2 separate regions of the Homo sapiens genome follow, and region 2 is linked to region 1. The links are chromatin loops, found by intact Hi-C in ENCODE. Cell type or tissue: transverse colon. All regions are shown on one strand. Each heading gives the region's core, and the rest is flanking DNA. Links, peaks and the distances in the headings are about the cores only.

Region 1 (2,906 bases), core at 235-2,734:
ACGAGGTTAAAAACGCCAGCTGGGCCGGGTGCGGTGGCTCACGCCTGTAATCTCAGCACTTTGGGAGGCCAAGGCAGGAGGATAACCTGAGGTCAGGATTTCGAGACCAGCTTGACCAACATGGCAAAACCCCATCTCTACTAAAAATACAAAACAATTAGCTGGGCGGGGTGGTGTGTGCCTCTAATCCCAGCTACTCAGGAAGCTGAGGCAAGAGAATCGCTTGAATTGAAGAGGCAGAGGTTGCAGTGAGCTGAGATTGCGCCACTGCACTCCAGCCTGGGTGACAGAGCGGGACTCTGCCTTGAAAAAAATAAATAAAATAACAACAATGACAACAACAATCCCAGCTGTCCCAAGAAGAGCCCTGTGTGGAGAACCTTCATGGCCGAGGCCAGGGGCAGCAGGGAGACACTGCCACTGGCAGGAGCTGAGCTCCACTCCTGTGGGCTCCCCAGCATCATGGTCACCCTCAGGGAGCACCTGGGCCTCACTGTCTTGTACCCCACCATCCCCTCACATGGGGCCTAGAAGTTAGGCCTGGTACAAGTGTGGTCTCACACATACACACTCACATGCACACGCACACGCACTCATTTACACACACACACACCTCTTTAATGTCTTCTCCTCTGGAGGAATCTTGGCCAACCTCTTTAATGTCTTTTCCTCTGGAGGAATCTTGGCCAACCTCTTTAATGTCTTTTCCTCTGGAGACATCTTGGCCAACCTCCGAAAGGTGGACTGTGACTCCTGTGTTTTCCACAATTGCCAGCCCCTGCCCCTTGGGTGGCAGCAGGAGGCAGTTTCTGGCACACGGGGTGACACTGGGCGCCTGGGTCCGGCCGCGCGCCAAGCTCCTAGTGCAGGGCCTGGTTCAGCGCCTCCAGGAATGGAAGGTTTTCTTTTCAGCATCACTGTGCTCATCCTAGGTAGGGACCTTGGGAGGGCCTGTGGGAAGGGTGGAGAGAAGAAAAGATGGACAGAAGATGCAGGAGGAGGGTGGCCAGGGAGGGAGAGCCCAGGGAACAGTGTCCAGGTCAGCCAGCTCATCAGACACCCAGGCCCACCTCGAGGGACTGGAAGTGGGTCCACTGTAGGGTGAGGCAGGAGCTGGTGGGCAGCCTGTGCCCCTGGCATGGGGCCTGAAGTCACTACAGGTCACCGATACTGGCAGTCAGGAAGGAAAACTGGATGTGGACCCCCTGGGCCCCACGAGGATGGGGTAAGCACACCTACCACTGAGCCTGGGAAAGGGAAATGCGGGTTTGGGAGCCAGGAGGAGACAGAGTTGGCCCAGAAAGATGTCTGGTGTCCACTCAGTCATGCAGGGAAGCTTTGCCCACAGCTGTCAGCCCTCAGCACACCACTGACTACTCCAGGGCTCAATTTCTCGCAGTCTCTGAGACACTGGGGGGTCCCATCTCCCATAGATTTAAGGCTCATTCGAATGCTACTGACTGTCCCTACCCACACGGCCCCTCCCCGCGGCTGCCTCTCCTCCCAGCGCCTCTCCCTCAAGACACTGCCATCAGCAGCTCAGAAGCGGCCAAGAATTTCCACTAATTGCCTCTCCCTGCAAAACAAACAAACCAAAAGGAGTCACAGTTTAAGTGTCTTTTGGTCTGCTGCCTGATCTTCTTTAAGCCCAGCCTGATTTCTTCTAGGTCCAGGTGTACAAAAACGTCACCTTTTCTGACAGTGGAGAAACAGCCACCGAGTTTTCATGCAGGCCACAGGGAGGAGCTTGTTCTGGAGAATAATACAGCAAAGAAGACTGGCGAGTGCAGCCTTGAAACGATTCAAGGCCGTAGCTCGCCCCTCCTAAGCACCTCTCCAAACTGCGGTGCCTCTGTGGGGAGTGTGGCAAAGCTAACAGCAGCTTCTGCCAGAAGGGAGTGCCCGTCTGAGAGCCTGCGGCCACCGTCTAGGACAGGGATGCGGTAAACTCTCTGTTGTCTGAAGGAGGGGCCTGTGGGGAGAGTGACGGGCCTGGTAGCCCCAGAATCTGCCCCCGGTCCACTCCCACCTTCTCCTTTAAGGAATGTGAGCTGCAGGCTTCAAGAGCCCCAGATGTTGGCCACCAGCTTTGAAGCTGCCACCAGCCTTCCCAGGACCAAACTGATGGCCGCGGCCAGGGTAGGAGGAGCCAGCAGCATCCCCCCACCATTTTCTGGAGGAGTCCAGGACAAGTCATATTCTCTAGCCTATGCAAGGTCGCTTGTCTGGCCGGGGTAGCCAGGATGGCCGGGTGCCCATGTGGGTCATGCCAACCTCACGTCCTTCCCCGCCGACCATACTCTGCGTATGGGAGGGGGAGCGATACCACAGAAGTTCTGGCACCTTCCTGATCTCCTTTTGCACTTCCAGGTGTCATGATTTCTGCTCTTGGGGACCTAAAGGTCAGCAGTGTCACCTACAGTGTCCCAGAGAGGGCTGGGTTTCCGTGTGCCTGAATTTCCACGTGCTCTGGACGCCCAGTGGTTCTGAACAGGGTATGGGGCATATCTGGCTGCTGAGATCCCACCGCAGACCTAACAAACAGAATCCTCAATGCCCTGGGCCCGAACAGGACTCCGGGACGCCCCCTAACAATAGCCATGTGAGACACCCTTCTTCTGACACAGCCCCAAGAGCCAACAGACCCAGGATGAAGCCTTATGATGTGTACAGCCTTAAGCAAATGACTGAACCTCTCAGAGCCTGTGCGCTCGTCCCTAAAGTAAAGATAACACTGGCACCTACTCGGTCACGAAGAAAACATGAGCTAACTCAACCCAGGGCTTCACACAGACTAAATGCCTAATAAATGGCAGCTCTTATCATGCTGTTGCTGTGGGGACAGAGAGAGTCCGCTGTGAACGACCACCTTGCCTGCTTTCAGGCTGGAGTCTGTCTGCTCCGCC
Region 2 (2,906 bases), core at 252-2,751, 240 kb before region 1:
CAACTCACGTCTTTCACCCCTGACTCCCTTTCTAGGACTCTCCTCGTGTCTCCCTTTCAAGCCCCTAATTTACTCATCTAATCAACAACTGTTAGTTGAGTGCCTGCTGAGTGCCCATGCAAGTGCTGGGGGCTAGGACACAGACAAAACCTCTGTGGGGGTGGGAGGGAGGACTTCCTTCAGGTGGTGGAGGAAGGCTTCTCAGCAGAGACGACATTTGAGGAAAAACAGGATGGACTCAGTCATGCGAAGATCTGGGGACAGGAGGTTCCACAAAAGGCCACAGCAAGTGCAAGAGCCCTGAGGTTGGAACGAGGCCATCCGTTATGGCTGGAGCAGAGTGAATGGGGGGCAAGGGTGGGGAGATGACATCAGAGAGATGGGTAGAGGCCAAATGAGGCAGATCTTGGTAAAGAGATGTCGAGAAGATGCCAGAGAGTTTGAACTGGGGCCCTCTAACTCCTTAGCTCCAGGCAGAACTCACCCCCCGTCCCCCACCCCGCGGCAAGTGGGTGAAGCCCTTGGAGAACGCAAGGACTCCAAGCCCAGGGCAGTTTCTTTCCTATCTGATTCTTTTGGGGGACAGAGTCTTGCTCTGTCGCCCAGGCTGAAGTGCAATAGCGTGATCTCAGCTCGCTGCAATCTCCACCTCCCAGGTTCAAGCAATTCTCCTGCCTCAGCCTCCTGAGCAGCTGGAATTACAGGTGTGTGCCACCATGCCTGGCTAATTTTTGTATTTTTAGTAGAGACAGGGTTTCACCATGTTGGCCAGGCTGGTGTCAAACTCCTGACCTCATGATCCACCCACCTCGGCCTCCCATAGTGCTGGGATTACAGGCGTGAGCCACTGTGCCTGTCCTGTCCCACCTGTTAGAGAAGAGGAAGGCAACCTGGTGTGTCAATGAGCCCAGAGCTGGGAGTATGGGGACCCGAGTTCTGGTTTGAGTGGTGTGTGAGACCTTGAACTGATCCCCTCTCCTCACTTGGCCTCAATCCTATCAGCTGTGGAGTGAGAGAATTGGAACAGAGGGCCCTCAGTTCTGCGGATGACACAGGAAGGAGAGGGGAGGAGGATAAAACAAAGCTCAAAGAGACTAAATGATACTCACGTGCATGGTGTCTGGCGGGGCTTGCAGCCGACTGCATCCAAAGCCACCCCAGGAGGTCATCATGATGAGGAAGTTTGGGTCTGTTTACTACGAGGTCAATGGCTGGCATCGTTCTCTGCTCAATTTTCACAGTTCCTTAGGGCTGAGAATGGACAGTCCTTTGCAGTACCAGCCAACGGACAGCAGAGGGCGCCAACTCAATGGTCAGGGATCCTGGAAGGAGGAAGTAGTTGGTCTGGAGTTTGCACAGGATGGTTGGTGGCTACCAAAGATTTCCCTTTCATAATAACCGGTGACAGCTGGTGTGTATCCATGTAGATTCATTGAACGAAGATTGACTATGGCTACTCTGCTGAGCATTGTTCTAGGTTTCAGGGAAACAGGGAATAATATAGGTCAGCAATGGCAAATGGCTTTTATATTTTTAAAAAATCAATTAATTAATTTTAATAACTTTTATCTTGAAGGTTTGCTTGCATTGGAGAACTATGCTTGGAAATTAGCGTTAAGAAAATTCTGAGGCTGCTTCCTGGCTCAGGGAGATAGGATAATGTGATTGATTAATCATGTCTGTCAGGGGGAGGTTGAGGAGGGGGCAGTGTGAGTGTCACTTCTCTAATGCAACCTTATTATGGGACAAGTGGGTAAATAAAGATGCAGAGATAGCAAGTTTATTTATATAGGGTCATGCTACTGGTAAGTGTTGGAGTTAGGACAATTGTGCAGTTTTCTAGTCATGTCTTTGGGCCTGAAGGAATGCATCTCCAGGCCTGCAGGGACTCTCTGGACAATGGTGCCATCACCAATGACCATTTTGGTAACCAGAATGCTTCCTGGTGGGGGAGGGCCTTTGATGTGGAGCCAACTGGGGTGGTGCTATGGTTTTGGGTGCTATGAAGGCCAAGCTGGTGGCCAGTGGGGGCAGGCTAGGCCATTCCAGAACCCAGAACCCATAGTTGGGACCAAACAGCTCAAAGCCAAGCAGTGGCAGAATTCAGGCTTGTCCCAGGCCACTGGACTGGGGAGTCCACGTTCGTTTTATGACCTCCACCCCACTTTGTGAGTTCCCACTGGCTTTGGATGGAGAAAGATGCGCTATGCCAGGCCCTGTGTGGGGACAGGGAGGTGCCTGAGCTAGAGTTCCTGTGTAAGGCATTTCCTGCCTATTGATGGGGACAGGTGTGGGGACAGCTTAACCCACACAAGGCAGAAGGGAGAGCTCCGCAGGACACCAGCAGAAAGGGGGAGATGGGAGGGGCAGTTACTTCTCTCTGGGGATGCCTGGGGAGGTGTCATGAAGGAAGTGCCTAAATATTTTTCTCTCATTACAAAAATAACTGTGTTTACTGCAGACAACTTTTTTTCAGAAAAAAAAATAAAATGATAAAAAGCCTCGAATCGATGTCATTACACAGAGACAGTGACTGATAGTATCTTTTTTTTCTTTTTTTGAGACATTGTCTTGCTCTGTCGCCCAGGCTGGAGTGCAGTGGTGTGACCTCAGCTCACTGCCACCTCCACCTCCCTGGTTAAAGCGATTCTCCTGCCTCAGCCTCCAGAGTAGCTGGGACTACAGGCGTGTGCCACCACACCCAGCTAATTTTTATATTTTTAGTAGAGACAGGGTTTCACCATGTTGACCAGGCTGGTCTTTAATTCCTGATCTCAGGTGATCCATCTGCCTCAGTTTCCCAAAGTACTGGGATTACAGGTGTGAGTCACTGTGCCCCACCAGTATCTTAATCATTTATTTACACATAACCACAATGATATCAGGTTGCATATATTTTTGAATTT

Evidence for each region. Peaks named below come from ENCODE experiments on the same cell type or tissue, not always from the same donor. Only the 100,000 strongest peaks of a DNase experiment are listed, where the experiment ranks them.
Region 2: a loop joins it to region 1, with 2.5 times the contacts of the local background. A loop is called at or near these places in 17 of 110 quality-filtered maps.

The regions. Positions count from the first base shown.
Region 1 is chr1:24,861,233-24,864,138 of GRCh38, reverse strand. It overlaps LOC105376876 (a long non-coding RNA gene), which reads right to left. Exons shown (of 3, transcript XR_947082.3): 2 at 614-951. Among named protein-coding and RNA genes, the nearest start is that of MIR6731, 57 kb to the left of the region's middle. In transverse colon, for the core only: no CTCF peak of the experiment used is centred there; a DNase peak (open chromatin) is centred at 1,509.
Region 2 is chr1:25,100,000-25,102,905 of GRCh38, reverse strand. No RefSeq gene overlaps it. Among named protein-coding and RNA genes, the nearest start is that of LINC02793, 60 kb to the right of the region's middle. In transverse colon, for the core only: a CTCF peak has its summit at 1,284 (motif pointing right); a DNase peak (open chromatin) is centred at 1,285.